Regions from separate parts of the Homo sapiens genome. Here region 1 is linked to region 2. The links are chromatin loops, found by intact Hi-C in ENCODE. Cell type or tissue: Caco-2. All regions are shown on one strand. Links, peaks and the distances in the headings refer to the core of each region. The heading gives the core; the rest is flanking DNA.

Region 1 (8,338 bases), core at 302-8,301, 89 kb after region 2:
CCTCCTGAGTAGCTGGGACTACAGGCTTGCGCCACCAAGCCTGGCTAATTTTTTATAATATTTTAGTAGAGATGGGGTTTCACCATGTTGGCCAGGATGGTCACGATCTCTTGACCTCATACGTTCTTTCTCGTGATCTGCCCTCCTCAGCCTCCCGAAGTGCTGGGATTACAGGCATGAGCCACTGCGCCCGGCTTCCCCTTGATATTTCAATCACTGTAGCTGTTAGTCATAGCTGAGCACAATTTCTAACAAATACACCCACTTAAAAAAAAAAAAAGAAAAACACACACACATCAATTGCTAACTATTGCGAACATCTTATAAAAAGGTTTTAGGGGCAATGCAATTGAAATTCACTTAAAATTAAGGAAATAAAAGGCAATGTTCTACTAAAAATTAAGGATGGTCCCTGAAGATCCAACACATCTAATATGTTTCACATTGTTAAAGTTCCATGCACGGTGGCAAATTCATTATTTTTTACATTTGGGGACAATAAGTTTGTTAATACACGCCAGCAACTAGGAAGTCAATGCATCACCATATGCCTGAACTGAGAACATTTGTCACGGTTTACGTTCTTTCTAAAGAGTGCAGAACAGACCTTGACTTGTAGAATCACCAACGCGGGGACAGTTACTTGAAATGTCAGATGGAAAACATGTTAGCAAATGGGGTGTGTGCATGCATTCTGTGAAAGGAAAGGCCTCAGCCCCCTGTTAAGCTTCCTGCTGCAGCTCCCTGATCAACAACAATGCTGTAGCCACGGGCAGTTTTTCAGGACAAATCCTCCTGTCACTAGTTTCCTCATTCAGGGAGGTCAGGTTGGAAATGAGAGGAAAGATCAGAAACAAAGAAAGAGGCAGGGTCAAACATGCCATAGCCAAAAGGTCCTTGGCATGTTGTTAATTAACTCCACTCCTACTTTTGTGTAGCTGAGTAAGTGAAGCTAGTGCCTCCTAGGAAGTTAGTGGCTGGGCTAAGAATTAGAACCCCATAACCCCAGGCTGCTGCTCCAAGGTGTAGTCTGTAGAATCAGGAATATGGATGAGAACCAAGCACAGGGTCAACTGAAGCAGAGGTGTTGGTAATATCAAGTCAAGGGTCGCACCTATTTTCCTGATAGTTCAGTAAAGGCACCTCCGCTGAGGAAAAGAAGTTTGGGCTGGATGTGGTGGCTCAAGCCTGTAATCCTAGCACTTTGGGAAGCCAAGGCAGGAAGATTGCTTGAGTCCAGGAGTTTGACGCCAGCCTGGGCAACGTGGTGAAACCCCATCTCTACAAAAAATACAAAAATTAGCCGGGTGTGATGGAGCACACCTGTAGCCCCAGCTACTTAGGAGGCTGAGGTGGGAGGATCCCTTGAGCCTGGGAAGTCAAGGCTCCAGTGACCCGAGATCGCGCCACTGCACTCCAGCATGGGCAGCAGAGCTCTCTCTCTCTCAAAAAAAAAAAAAAAAAAAAAAAAAAGCAGCAGCAGCTTGGGTAATTTGGAGCCAAAGTGGGCAGAGAGACAGAAGGACTAATCTGTTGAATCACTTTCTCAACCCTCACCTTCCCTGTGCTTGTGGAATTAAGTGTGAATCCTGGCTTTCTCTCCGTGGCCTCATTCATCACAAGACTACCTGCTGCACTTTCCCAGCCCTCTATGCCTGGGGACATCAAAACAGCCCAACTTATTCTCTCCTGTGTCTAGGAACAGTTTGTTTCCATAGGATAGTATTCTTATGCTACAATGGATGTAAAAATCCTCTCTCCTTTTTCCCATGAGAAACAAAGTCATCTCCAAAGGATGGAGAATTCCTGATATGTTCATTTGTTTATTGGGTGCTGCGGGGAGGTGAAATAGATGTACGAGACACGCACTCCTTTTTTGAGGTGCTTAAGATCCAGCCAGGAAAAAGAACACAGGGGAAAGGACTAGGATTTACAAACTAACAGAAGAACTTTCCTTTGTGTATTAAAAAACTCACCAAGGAACTCTGCAAAGCATCCTTAGCAATACAAAAACCAAATTTGAAATGTACTGTTTTTTAATTTTTTAAAAAAACTTCCTGGATCAAGTTCTTGGCAAAGTTCCCATCCCTACCAATCTAGACCAAAACCTGGGGTTAGATGGGGGAAGATTGGAGGTGGATTATGCCCATTACACATAGACAAACTCCAAGGTGATATGGTGGAGTGGTGCAGAGCCGGTCTTCAAAGTGAGGGGTACAAGAAGATTCAAATAATGTACATATAATTTATAAGAATATGCGTATGTGTATATGTAATATGTAAGTATATACAAATGTATACTTTTGTATATTTTGTTTGAACACACACACACATACACACTCACACGAGTGCTAAAATTATAAGTATATAAGTATATACAAATATAAGTATAGATAAGTGTATACACATGTATACTTTTGTATATTTTGTTTGAACACACACACACAGGCACACACGCACACACACAAGTACTAAAATTATCTTCACTGACAGGAATGCACGATAAAAGGCATTTGAAAGCCACTGGTTTAGAGAACGAGCTTCAGAGTTCCAGTTGCCTAAAATATATAAAGTTGGGAAGATGACATTACCTCTCAGGGTTACAGTGAAAATTCAGGCAATGTATGCAAAGCGCTTGGTATAGTCTTTTTCTGCCACTTGCTAAGCTTTCCAAAGACAGAACTCATGTCTGTTGTGTGCATTGATTGTATCCTTCAGGCCAGGCATAGCATCTGCACAAAGTAGGTGCTTTACAAATATTTGTCAAATAGATAAGTGGTCTGTAGGTATATCCAATTCTTTGCATGTTTACCGGACCTCCACCTGTATCTGTGCTATACAAGCAACAAAATTGGAGTACACAGAACTGAGAATAACATTATGATGGAAATGACCTTCAACTCACCCTCTGTATATTAATAGGTAAATCATTCACAAACTTGGGTAATTTATTATTAGAAACAAACTATTTACAACACACCTGATGGCTGATGGTGATTCACCAGCATGCTACAAACCCATGGATTGGAACCACTGCTATAACCATAACTTATTACACTTTGTGATCTAATCTGTTTGGATTCGTTCATGAGACACACTTATAAAAATCTCTGTATAAACAGTGCTTATTTATAAAACCAATAATAGACTGGGCGTGGTGGCTCATGCCTGTAATCCCAGCACTTTGGGTGGCCTAGGTAAGGATCGGTTGAGGACAGGAGTTTGAGACAAGCCTGGGCAACATAGTGAGAACCCTGTCTCTATAAATTTTTTTTTTTTTTTTTACAAAGGAAATTATGAGGGGGTAGTGGCAAGCACCCAAGTAGTCCCAGCTACTTGGGAGGGTCACTTGACCCCAGAAGTTCAAGGCTGCTGTGAATTATGATTGTACCACTGCTTTCCAGCCTGGGCTGTAAGAGCAAGACCCTGTCTCAAATTTTTGTTTTTGAAAAAGACCAATAATGGGTAAAAAAGAGAAAATGAATATAAAGTCTAAGAGCAGAAGAGATGTAGATTAAATACAGAGAAATATTCTTGATCGTGAGAGTTGTCAAATCCAGTCTTGCTGCCATTTAAGAAATCAATTATTCCCCTTTGGCCCCTGGATCTTCTGGTTTTCCTTCTGATCATGTGTATAATGACTGCTGCGTATACATTTTTGTCTCCAAAATTCTATAATCATTTTTCTCCCTCCCCGAGTGGCAAACAACTTTTCACAGATACATTTCCTTATAAGAATGTCTTTATCAATTCTGACAAACAATCCAGATTCCAAATTCCACTGCCACGTTTCCGCTGAGCCACTCTTGGGCAAACCCTCCCTTGGAGCGGCACACTTTTCTCTCCCTGGGTCTTCCTGATTCCTCCAAGCCAAGTCCTTTTCTTCCTAGTGTCTCCTGAGCTTTGTATTGTACGCCTGTCAACTTCAAATTGCAGTTGAGGCCACCAGGCTGGCAATGCGTCAAGCAGAGAACCAGCAGATCCCAGCATATGGCTGGTGTTTAATTAAATAATGGCTGAGTACAGAGAAGCCTTGAGAAAAAAAAAATATGCGCAGACAACTTCCTACTATCTTGGGAGGATGTGAAATAGCTAAAATCTTTCTCAATCCTGGTGTTACAAAACCCTTATCTGGAACACTGGCAGCCCAAGAAAGTCAAAGTCGAAATAACTGTACAACAGAGGTAGATAATAAGTGATCTCATACTTTCTGTATCTCAATCACTAGTGTCTTCAGGGAAGATGACGTAATGAGAAAGAGACTGTTCTTGCTCCTCTTGGGCAATACTTGTCTGTGTCTGCCCTCTAGTTCTCAGGAATTGTTCTAATCAAAGAGATTATGTTATTTTGCATTCCCCAAAAGTGATGGCAGGGAGAGACAGATCTCAAAAGTGTGACTTTTCTGCACCCACCTTGCTGAATCATCCTGTTGCTCTGCATGGATTCTGGGCAGCTATAAAGTTATAGTGTAAACTCAGGACTAAAAGTCAGGATCCCTGGATTCTGCTGATCCCACCCTTTCAACCTAAAGGTGTTTGCATGACAGTCTCAAACTCCCTTGTTTCTAAAATAAAAATAACGGTTCCTCCTCTTACAAATCTTCAGGAAGATTAAATGAGGTGTCTGGCATTCACTAAGTGGCTTTTGAAGTGTATATGGGGTATCGGAAGAGACTTGGATACTTTAGGGATAATTCCGAACTGTCTTTGCTTCACTCTAATAGTTTTGTGCTTGAACCCCATAATATCTTTCCTTTGTGATTTGTCCCTAGTCCTTCTCTATGGAACAGAGAGATTTTACCTCTATTCCTCTCAATTATACCTTACATTCCATCTGGCAAAACCACAAGCACATTTTTCTACTAAGGATTTTTTCTTCTGTATTCTACCTTCTTATTTATTTATTTATTATTTATTTTTTGAAACAGAGTCTCGCTCTTGTTGCCCAGGCTGGAGTGCAATGGCGTGACCTTGGCTCACCGCAACTTCTGCCTCCCGGGTTCAAGCGATTCTCCTGCCTTAGTATCCTGAGTAGCTGAAATTACAGGCAAGCGCCACCACGCCCGGCTAATTATTTGTATTTTTAGTAGAGATGGGGTTTCTCCATGTTGGTCAGGCTGGTCTCGAACTCCTACCTCAGGTGATCTGCCCGCCTCGGCCTCCCAAAATGCTGGGATTACAGGCGTGAACCACTATGCCCAGCCTACCCTCTTAAAAAAACACAACCTGGTGGTGTGCTCCTGTAATTCCAGCTACTTGGGAGGCTGAGGCAGGAGGATTGCTTGAACCCAGGAGTTCAAGACCAGCCTGGCCAACATAGTGAAACCCTGTCTCTAAAACAAACGAACAAACAAGCAAAACAAAACCCCCACAACAAATGGTTACTCAGCTTGTGCAGCATCGATTTCCTAGGCAGCCTCTATTAAGTTTGGCCTTCAAGTTTCTCCCCCAGACTCTAACTCAGCATAATGTCACATCCAATAGAATCATGTAACTGACCCTAAAGAGCTTTGACATGTTAAACAACTCATTGCACATCCTAAACATTCCTTTTAGATACTGAATTAGTTTGTTAGGGCTGTCCTAACAAAGTACTGCAAACCATGTGGCTTAAATAATGGAAATTGATTGCCTCACACTTTTGGAAAGTCTGAGGTCAAGGCATCAGCCAGGCCATGTTCCTTTTGAAGGTACCACGGAAGGATGTATTCCAAGCCTCTCTTCTACCTTTTGATAGTTCCTTGGCTTGTGATTGCATAACTCCATTCTTCATATGCATGTATATCTGTGTCCAAAATTCCCTTTTTATAACGACACAGTCCTATTGGATTAGGGGCCCACCATACTCCAGTGTGACCTCATCTTAACTAATTATACCGGTAATGACACTATTTCAAAATAAGATTACATCCTGAGGTACAGGGTAAGGACTTCAACATATGAATTCTGGGGGGACAAAATTCAACCCATAACAGACACTACGTTTTCTTTCCAAATTTCTACAGCACGTGACAGCTGTCTAACCTTTCATGCCCCTTCCCCTCAACACCCCCATAAATGTGTCTAAACTATCCTGAGCTGTCTCTAGCCAGCAGGTCATGAAGTCCTCTACTTATTTTCATCTTATTTGCTGGTAGTGGCCTCATTTTTTTTGAAATATCACAATATGCCAGATACTTTATGTGTGTGATTCTAAACCTTGACCATCTTAAGATTATATCCATTTTTTTTTTTTAGAGATGAGGTCTTGCTATGTGGCCTAGCCTCATCTCAGACTCCTGGGCTCAAGGTATATATCATTTTTTTAGTTGAGGAAAAAGGCTCAGGAAGTTAATTGATGCACAAAATGTTAAACAGGTCGGGCGTGGTGGCTCACACCTGTAATCCCAGCACTCTGGGAGGCCGAGGCGGGTGGATCACTTGAGGTCAGGAGTTCAAGATCAGCCTATCCAACATGACAAAACCCCGTCTCTACTAAAAACACAAAAAATTAGCCTGCATGGTGGCATGCACTTGTAATCCCAGTTAATGGGGAGACTGAGGCAGGATAACCACTTGAACCTGGGAGGCAGAGGTTGCAGTGAGCCGAGATCTGGCTGCTGCACTCTAGCCTGGGTGACAGAGTGAGACTCTGTCACCAAAAAAAAAAAAAAAAAAAAGCAAAAACAAACAAACAAAAAACACAAAATAGTAAACAGCAGATAGTGACAGAGGGGAAATTGAGTGAGGCTTTTCCAGTATAAAGTTCAGGCTTAGTCCAACTCTGTCCTGGTGTCTTTTGGAATATTAGGAGATGTTCCAGCCAAATTACAATAATTTATTTTTCCTCTGATAGGGCATCTTATTCAGAGGAGAAAATCTGAAAGTCCTTTGGATTAAACAGATGCTTACGGAGCAACTTCCTAGGCATGCAATTCTAGCAGAGGAGAGAGATGGGGTTGGTGGAACAACCATAGGTTTATTCCTGCTCTTTAATAGCTGTGAAAAAACAGATGGTAGGAGGTGACCCATCTAGAATTGAGTTCAAATCCTGCTTCTTACATGGATAAACTGCATGGCCTTGTGCACACTCGAGCTGTTCTATGAGCCTCTACTTCTTAATCTTTGAACTAGTTTTAGATGTGACTATCTCACAGGGGAGCATGAGGATTAAATGATATCATGAATAAAAAGTATCTGGCACGTAGCGAATTCCTGATAAATCTCCATTTATCTCCCTCCCTTTCCTTGCCTTGGAAGTGTTTGGTTTGGGTCCTTCCCAAAGCTATCATCCAAATTAAGCCAAAACACTACATTTGCTTTAATACAAATGTGCATGATAGAAGAGTAATGAATTAAAACATACTGGAAAAAGGGAGTCCTAATTCCATAAGGAAACAAAAATAAGGCAGTATTTGAATGTCACATAAACCTCTTGGTTCTAGCTGGCAAGCCATTCCACCAGGTCTTAATAGCAAAATATTAAAACATTAGGTGGAACCTTGCAGTTGTGCAACTTATAATTCCATTAAAAAATAAAGCTATATTTAAAAATAAGACACAATTAATGAAGGTTTAAAATAAAAGCAAGTAAACATCATGCTGTAGAAAGGTAAGTGGCAGGGGCAAATAGGAAAAAGGTGATAATAGGACCTCAGTTCCTGGGTTGTTGTTTTTTTTTCTTTTTTTGTTCTCCTCTTTTTTTTCTGTTAGCTCTGAGGCCAAATATTCTTGGGAAGAAATCGCAATTTCTTCTGGGCTTATTTCCTTGCTGGTAATTAAAAAAAATTTTTTTTTTAGAGACAGGGCCGTGCTCTGTTACCCAGGCTGGAGGGTAGAGAGTAATGTGATCATGGCTCACTGCAGCCTCAAATTCCTTGGCTCAAGCGATCTTTCTGCCTTACCCTGCTGAGTAGCTGGGACTACAGGTGCCAGCCACCATACTCAGCTAATTCTTTCACTTCTTATAGAGACGGGCTCTTGCTATGTTGCCCAGGCTGGTCTCAAACTCTTGGTCTCAAGTGATCCTCTTGCCTCAGCTTCCCATAGTGCTGAGATTACAGGCATGAGTCACTGCTCCTGGTCTGTAAAATTCTTAGTTCTAGTTCTTACAAGATTCTAAGGCTTCATTTTATATTGAAAAGATTGTTTTAAAGACTGAGAAGTTGGTTCCTTCTTGAAGAACAAATTGAATGAATCACAAATCAAATGAACCAGAGGCTTGGAATAACTCAATGCCGTCTATTCCAACACTCTCTTTAGAGTATTTTTAGTTTTTTCCGAGAGAGAAATATAAAATGTTCAATGCATCTAATATTGAAGTTAAGAAAATAAAATATTCTTCTCTCTTGGATTCCTAT
Region 2 (8,338 bases), core at 323-8,322:
TTAAAAATAACATATTCTATATATGTATTTCTACTGTTTTGAAGTACAAATAAAAGTAAATTGTATTGCAGTGCAGATAATATTTAGGCAGTCAATTTTAAAACTATCAAATGTAAATTATTTTCTCTTACTTTTCATGGTAGAGAAATACATAAATGGTTCCTCCAGCTGCCATGAGCCAGATAAACCAACGCATATGAGATGCCAGGGGTCCAAGTTCACGAAGATTTAACCTAAAAATGTAAACGTGACAACAAAGAACAGAAGTGATAAATGAAGGGAATTCATAGAACCTGTGTCATTGAAAACTGAGAAAGTCTTAGGATAAGAGCAGGAAGAAAACACACTCAACACATCAAGCAGGCATTTGGGCAATTTAGGTAAAATTAAGCAACTCAAAAACAAATTTGTCAGTCGACCTTTAAGACTCAGAATTAGGCCGGGAGTGGTGGCTCACATCTGTAATCCCAGCACTTTGGGAGGCCGAGGCAGACGGATCACTTGAGGTCAGGAGTTCAAGATCAGCCTGGCCAACATGGTGAAACCCCATCTCTACTAAAAATACAAAAATTAGCCAGGTGTGGTGGCATGTGCCTGTAATCCAAGTTGCTCGGGAGGCTGAGGCAGGAGAATTGCTTGAGCCCGGGAGGCAGAGGTTGCAGTGAGCTGAGATTGCACCACTGCACTCCAGTCTGGGCGACAGAGCAAGACTCCACCTAAAAAAAAAAAAGAATTAGTTTCAACATGGTTTAAAAATAGAACCAGCTAAAAGCAGACAAGTTGAAGGGAGTCCCAGCACTCTTATGACGCCTAACTTACCCTATTAGGCAGAATGAGGTCAAAACTGCTTGCCCTTTAATTTCTGACCATGTATTTGGGAGCAGATTACTTACAAACCTTAATGAGAAGAACCTGGAACAAAATTTTGACGCAGGATCAGATACCCACAGTGGATACCTAATACACAAACCAAGTGTGTCTCCATTATCAGTCTCTCTGCCAAGAGAGAGTATGAGAAGAATTATTCCTAACATGTATTATGGAAGACATTTTGGTAGAATTTAACCATGGACTGTTGTGAGGTTTGAATTTTAAAATGCTGCAAATTCATTTGTACTAATTTCATATTAAGAATACATGAGAAGTTCAGGAACAGTGGCTCACACCTGTAATCCCAGAACTTTGGGAGGCCAAGGCAGGCAGATCACTTCAGGTCAGGAGTTCAAGACCAGCCTGGCCAACATGGTGGAACCCAGTCTCTACTAAAAATACAAAAGTTAGCTGGGCATGGTGGTGGGCACCTGTAATTCCAGCTACTAGGGAGGCTGAGGCAGGAGAATCGCTTGAACCCAGGAGGTAGAGGTTGCAGTGAGCTGAGATCGCACCACTGCACTCCAGCCTGGGTGACAGAACAAGACTCTGTCTCAAAAAAAATAAATAAAATAAATGAGGCCAGGTGTGGTGGCTCACACCTGTAATCCCAGCACTTTAGGAAGCTGACATGGGTGGATCACCTGAGGTCAGGGGTTGGAGACCAGCCTGACTAACATGGTGAAACCCCATCTCTACTAAAAATACAAAAAAATTAGCTGGGCATGGTGGCACGTGCCTGTAATCCCAGCTACTTGGAAGGCTGACGCAGGAGAATCTCTTGAACCCAGGAGGCAGAGGTTGCGGTGAGCCAAGATCGCGCCATTGCAGTCCAGTCCAGCCTGGGCAACAAGAGCAAAACTCCGTCTCAAAGAAAAAAAAAAAAAAAAAGAATAAATGAGGAAGAAACAAATGTTGTCCTGATTATCTATAACTACAAAAGTCACATTTCCAAATGGAAAAAGTACAGCCTACATATCTAAAACTACAGGTAAACAAATTGCCTACTATGATATTTAACTCCTCAGCTCACATTTAAATTAATTTTATTCATTTACTTATTTTAAATTAAAGAATTTAAAATAACTAAGTAAGGAATCCTGTTTGGAACACCCTGTAGGTTCCTACTGAAATAAGCATTGTTCTGGGCATTTAATGTCCATTCATAAAAGCCTTTCAGTGTTCTTCTTCCAACATGAAGCCGACCTATAATTTAGTCAGATGCTGGGCAAAGATAGCACTTACTTTTTACTCCTTCAGATAATCAGGTTTCTTTTGAATCATTGATGCTGCATTAGTCAGAATCTAGAGGCATACTGTTTCTAATGACTACAATAGATGATTGCAAAATATAAGCTTCTGAGTTTTTAAAACTGGATTATGTCTTGTAGAAGAAAGCTAATGTTTCTTTAATTAAGAGTTTCAAAGCAACAAAAGATTATATTTGATCAGCACCAAAAAGGCAGAAAGATCAAAGGCAATGAACAGGATACTAGGTATTTTAAATGGTTCTCTTACTCAGCAAAAGAAATGATAAACACACTTGCTATATAGTAGCTACTGCACTTGAGGTGAATTGAAGACAAATGGCTTAAGTTTCAAAAACAGGCTGGGTGCGGTGGCTCACGCCTGTAATCCCAGCACTTTGGGAGGCTGAGGTGGGCAGATCACTTGAGGTCAGGAGTTTGAGACCAGCCTGGGTAACATGGCGAAACCTCGTCTCTACTAAAAATAGAAAAACTAGCCAGGCATGGTGGCACATGCCTGTAGCCCCAGCTACTCAAAGGCTGAGACAGGAGAATCACTTGAAACTGGGAGGCAGAGGTTGCAGTGAGCTGAGATCACACCTCTGTACCCCAGGCTTGGTGACAGAGTGAGACTCTGTCTCAAAAAACCAACAAACAAAGAAGCCAGATGTGGTGGCAGGCACCTATAATCCCAGCTACTCGAGAGGCTGAGGCAGGAGAATCGCTTGAACCTGGGAGGTGGAGGTTGCATGAGCTGAGACCACGGGCCACTGCCACTGTACTCCAGCCTGGGCAACATAGTGAGACTCTGTCTCAAAACAAACAAACAAACAAACAAACAAAAATGGCCAAGCATGGTGGCTCATGACTGTAATCCCAACACTTTGGGAGGCAGAGGCGGGCAGATCACTTGGGGTCGGAGTTCGATACCAACCTGGTATCGACAACATGGTGAAACCCTATCTCCACCAAAAAATACAAAAATTAGCTCGGTGTGGTGGCACACGCCTGTAGTCCCAGCTACTTGGGAGAAAGAGGTGGGAGAATCACTTGAATCTGAGAGGTGGAGGTTGCAGTGAGCTGCATGGCCAACACAGTGAAATCCCGTCTCCCCCCAAAAATACAAAAATTAGCTGGGTGTGGTGGCACATGTCTGTAGTCCCAGCTACTTGGGAGAATGAGGTGTGAGAATCACTTGAACCCAGGAGGCAGAGATTGTAGTGAGCTGAGATCACGCCACTGCATTCCAGCCTGGGAGACAGAGTGAGACCCTGTCTCAAAAAATAAAAAAATAGGCCGGGCACGGTGGCTCACGCCTGTAATCCCAGCACTTTGGGAGATCAAGGTGGGCAGATCACTTGAGGTCAGGAGTTCCTGACCAGCCTGGCCAACATGGTGAAACCCCGTCTCTACTAAAAATACAAAAATTAGCCAGGCATGGTAGCACGTGCCTGTAATCCCAGTTACTCAGGAGGCTGAGGCAGGAGAATCTCTTAAACTCGGGAGGCAGAGGTTGCAGTGAGCCGAGATTGTGAGACTCCATCTCAAAATAAATAAATAAATAAATAAATAAATAAATAAATAAATAAATAAATAAGCTTGCTTTCCTCATACATATTTACAGCATTTCCACTTGAATAATTCAATTTTCTAGTGTTCTGAACAATAGCAGAGGTATAGGGAAACAATATGGAGAGCAAAGGTTACAGATTTCAAGAGTGAGCAAGCTATCTGCACACAAGTTCATAGCACTTCTTGAACAATCCAATACCCAGATATTATAAACAGCAGCAATATTCTCCCCTTCAAATATGCAATCTGACCCAAGTACATCAAATGGGGAAAAAAATGCATGCATGTATGTGTTCAGGAGGAGGGAAGGTGGTGTACACATGAGGGCTGAGGGTGGGGACAAGAGGGAGAAAGGAAAGGAGGAGTGAGGAATTCTAATCATAAAATCACTACCTTCGAAAATAGGAAGACTGTATCTTACCATGGAGCATAAGAAGCAGCAATGAAGAAATAGATAACCATTCTATCACACATGTGAAAACAATGCTCCACTGTCCTAGCGAGGGGGAAAAAAAAGTAAATTTGTCAGAAAGTGTTCAGATGGGAAGTACGGGTTATCACTCCACTATGTTGCAATTTCCATTCTTGTTCTAGTTCTCATGGCCTTTACACTTGTTCTTCCAAGGTTACACAGATTTTTGTTGCTGTTAATGTTATGAAGTCACGAGTAAAAGCTTTCTGTTATTTTTTAGGTTGCACATACAATAGATTCTCTCAGCATATATAAGACATAGGGACAGGGCCCCATGATAGTTAGAAAGCCTGAAGTGGTTAAAGCAAACAAACAAAATCTGTCTTTTTCTGATGTTTTCCATTTCTTTTGGATCCCCTCTAACAGAAAAATGAAGTTCCTGGAGGGCAGACCACCTCCCCGCAACCTGCCCCAGCTCCTATCAGTGCAGGGCAAAGTCCTGATGTTCAGTAAACACTCCCTGAGCTGAAATCACATTCTTTGTGTCTTTTTAGAAGGTATTTACAGTTTTTACTTCAAATATCCTGGTGTGGACAGTAAATAGTAATAAAGGAAATTCAGAAACTAACTTAGGAAAAACAGTAACAAAAACAAAAAATGGCACATTTACTACAAAAGCATAGCCACCTGTATTTCTAAGCAAGTTCCTCCTTCCAAAACTGAAAAGTCAGAGGTATATGTACAAAGAGTTTGGTTCACTGAGGTCTATTCATAAAATGGATTAGATGGAATTTGCCCTTTACTGAGGTAATTTAAAAGTACAAATTTGTAATATCATCTTGAATCTATTTTCAGTGTCCAAGTAGGTATAACTATAATTTGAGGGAACGCTAGTATTAGACTTTCCTCCCCCTACACGTAACATTGACCAAAGCAAATAATAAAGACTTGTGTGAGTAAGTGAAAAAACATACCCCATAAAGCCTGGGCATGGTGGCTCACAGCAATAATCACAGCACTTTGGGAGGCTGAGGCAGGTGGATCACTTGAGGTCAGGAATTTGAGACCAGCCTGGCCAACACAGTGAAACACTGTCTCTACTAAAAATACAAAAATTAGCCAGGTGTGGTGGCGCACGCCTGTAGTCCAAGCTACTCGGATGGCTGAAGCACAAGAATCACTTGAACCCAGGAGGCGGAGGTGGCAGTGAGCTGAGATCGCACCACTGCACTACAGTCTGGGCAACAGAGTGATAGTCTGTCTCAAAAAAAACAAAAATGTATTCCATAAATATATATACCTACCGTGTATCCACAAAAATTAAAAATAAAAAAAAAGTTTTAAAGGAATGAAAAATACATTTGTGAGAAAGAATGGGTTTCAGTCTACTAGTCATCAGAAGCTATAGCATACCCATAGATGATACTTTATGCCATAGGTCTAAAGAAGCAAACATTACGTCAATGCTTTTCAAACTTGACTGCATATCATCCCCTGGGGAGCTTACAAAATACAGTGATGGCCTCCAGTTCAGAAGATTCTGAAGTGCTAGGAGGTGAGATAGAGGGTGGAGGAAGGAGAATAAGTTTTTAAAACTCCTTGGATGACTGTGATTTCTAGCAAGGTTTTGGGCCTTTCTAATTCTGTTTTCTAGATTGTCATACGCTGTTAGAGTAGGTAGACAACAGACCTGGAATCTTATCCAAAATCTGCCACCGACCTCTCTGACTCTCACTTACCTCATAGGTAAAGTGGAAATAAGATCTTTCTCATGGAGTATGTGTGAACATTAAATGAGATAATGTAGGCCATGTATCTAGCATAGTGCCTAGCACACAGGAGCACCTACCACATAATAAATGCAAATTCCCTTCTCACTTTTACTTAAATAAGGCTTTTTTGATATTTAGAAATTTTAATGAGGAGCAAAAATCTACACATGGCATATGATTCTAGCAATGCTATTCAAAGTTAAAGAGAATCTAGTTTCTATTACACCTCTGGCAGGGAGACCCAGAATACTGAAGTAGGTACCTACAACTTTTTATTGATCCAAAATCTAGACATCGAAGCCAAGTTTGCTGAAACAACCACAAGCACTAAATTGTGCCAAGAAGGTAATATAGTACTTTGCATCTAAACTGGCCTCTGGGCGCTGCGACAGTGTGTCCTAAGGAGCCAGGACAGGCACTTTTGTGGTTCTCTTGTGAGTGTGTCCCAAAGTGCCCTTGTGATTCAATGCTGTGGTTTTATTTTAAGCCCAGGAAACTGTCACCTTACAGGAAAAGGTAGCAGACTGCAAGCTATATGCAATATTGTAAAAGATATGGTGAAAAAAACTAGGACTTGGAGTCAGAGGTCTTGGAATAATCAGATTTTGCCAGTTTCACTGACTCAGACAAGTCAGGCCACTTCTCTGAGCCTCAGTTCCCCCAAATAAAAATGAAGTGATTTGAATTAGATGATTTCTAAAGATCCTCCCAGCTCTAAAACTCTAGGATTCTGCATGTGAGGAAACCAGTAATCATCTCATAAATCTCAAATCCTGCTTGTAAAAGGAGCATATATTTTAAATATCAGATTGTTTGAATAGTTTGAGTTTTTTTTGGACGTTCTTTAAAACCAAAAGGCATATTCGAGTATTTCTTTAAATTGCTCATAGTCTGCTCTGAAACTTCCTTTTTTGAAAAGAAGTTTTGCCCTTTAGGGTTGTGCAGAATCCATTTCACAAGCAAACCATTCCCACCTAAATGGTGTGGTGCTCCAAAATCAATCCTTCACTCAGAGGAGGAAAGCGTTTACGTTCTTCTCATTGGCAGGCCAAGAGCTATAGTATTGTTTTGAAAGTGCTTGACTATTAATAGCAAAATACGTGAACTCTGTTTGAATAATATACACAAGACTTAATTCTGAAAGCTAAACTTTGCAAAATGGTAAACGCAAACTATAAGTATACCTTCATACCTCACACACTCATAGGGTCTTTTGTAATTTTCAAGTTATTTTCAAGTACCTTATCTCATTCACCTATCACACTGACTGTGTGACTCAGGTATTATTATTCTCATTTTAGTGATACAGATACTGAGGCTCCACAAGGTCAAGTGATTTACCCAAAATTAAAGAGCAGGGCTGGGCCTCAAAGCCTGCCTGCTGACTCCAAGCTCAGTGTGCTTTGTCACTACCCCATAGCTGCTGCTCTCATCATATCCTTAGTGTGCTTGATAGTACTGGAAAATAGCTCTCAGGTTTTTAAGTGGTAAGTCCTGGGGAATCAGTTAGGTTTTGTTTGGGGTTACTGAGCAAAGGCCTACCTTCTTAGATGCCTGCTGGGGAGGAGTCCTAAAACTTCATCCAGTCCAAAGAACAAGTCCTGAATAATGGGATAGTATTCTAGTCTACAAGGCAGAAAAATGTCTACTCTTTGCCCTACTTGACTAAAGCATGCCAGCTTGGAAGGGTACCAAACACGTTGAGTCAACTATTTGGATCTGTTGAAACAGCATGTCATCCACTGTACCTTAAGTGGCTCTTTTTCCATGATACAATGTGAAATACTGTAGAAACGATGAAGAGGGCACAGAGTCCCATTCCATAAATCCATGCTGTTATCTTTTCCCAGCAGTCATCAGACAGCCGATGGAGGAGGGCACTGCCCACGATGGCCGGAACAATGAGGAACTGAGGGAAAGATAAAGAATGGTGAATGGAATATTCTGGCTTTTATGGAATTGAGTCTTTTACTAAAAATACAGAGCTTTACCAGGAACAATTTTAGTAAAATAATCTTAGAGCAAGTATTTGTCTCTCCTGGATAATCATAACGAGAGCCAGATGAAGTTAGCTGCTACACTGGAAAGCAGGTAATACCACTCAGGGTCCAGGAATTGTGCCAACCAGTGGGGATACAATTAAGCCATCAAGGATGCAACATCATTCAGCTGTTGCAAAACAGATGGTTTTTTTTTTTTATCCTAATTTCATTAAATAAGGACATGTTTCATTCTACTTTATAATCTGATTTAGAGTAATTACTTAAAATATTCAAATGCCAAGCAGGCAGGGTGTGGTAGCTCATGACTGTAATCCCAGCACTTTGGGAGGCTGAGGCAGGAGAATCGCTTGAGCCCTGGAGTTCCAGACCAGCCTGGGCAACACAGCAAGACTCTGTATCTACAAAAATTTAAAAAATTCGCCAGGCATGGTGGCAAACACCTGTAGTCCCAGCTATTTGGCA

The links. Hi-C counts contacts between places; a loop is a spot of excess contacts. Peaks named below come from ENCODE experiments on the same cell type or tissue, not always from the same donor. Only the 100,000 strongest peaks of a DNase experiment are listed, where the experiment ranks them.
Region 1: it touches region 2 in a loop (3-fold over the local background); 5 of 110 quality-filtered maps call a loop at or near these places.

Annotation. Positions count from the first base shown.
Region 1 is chr17:55,492,362-55,500,699 of GRCh38, forward strand. The region is part of intron 1 of SMIM36 (small integral membrane protein 36); the gene reads right to left. Among named protein-coding and RNA genes, the nearest start is that of SMIM36, 15 kb to the right of the region's middle. In Caco-2, for the core only: no CTCF peak of the experiment used is centred there; DNase peaks (open chromatin) are centred at 3,810 and 4,140.
Region 2 is chr17:55,403,636-55,411,973 of GRCh38, forward strand. MMD (monocyte to macrophage differentiation associated) reads right to left here. Exons shown (of 7, transcript NM_012329.3): 3 at 7,622-7,782; 4 at 4,111-4,185; 5 at 132-233. Among named protein-coding and RNA genes, the nearest start is that of MMD, 14 kb to the right of the region's middle. In Caco-2, for the core only: no CTCF peak of the experiment used is centred there; a DNase peak (open chromatin) is centred at 4,576.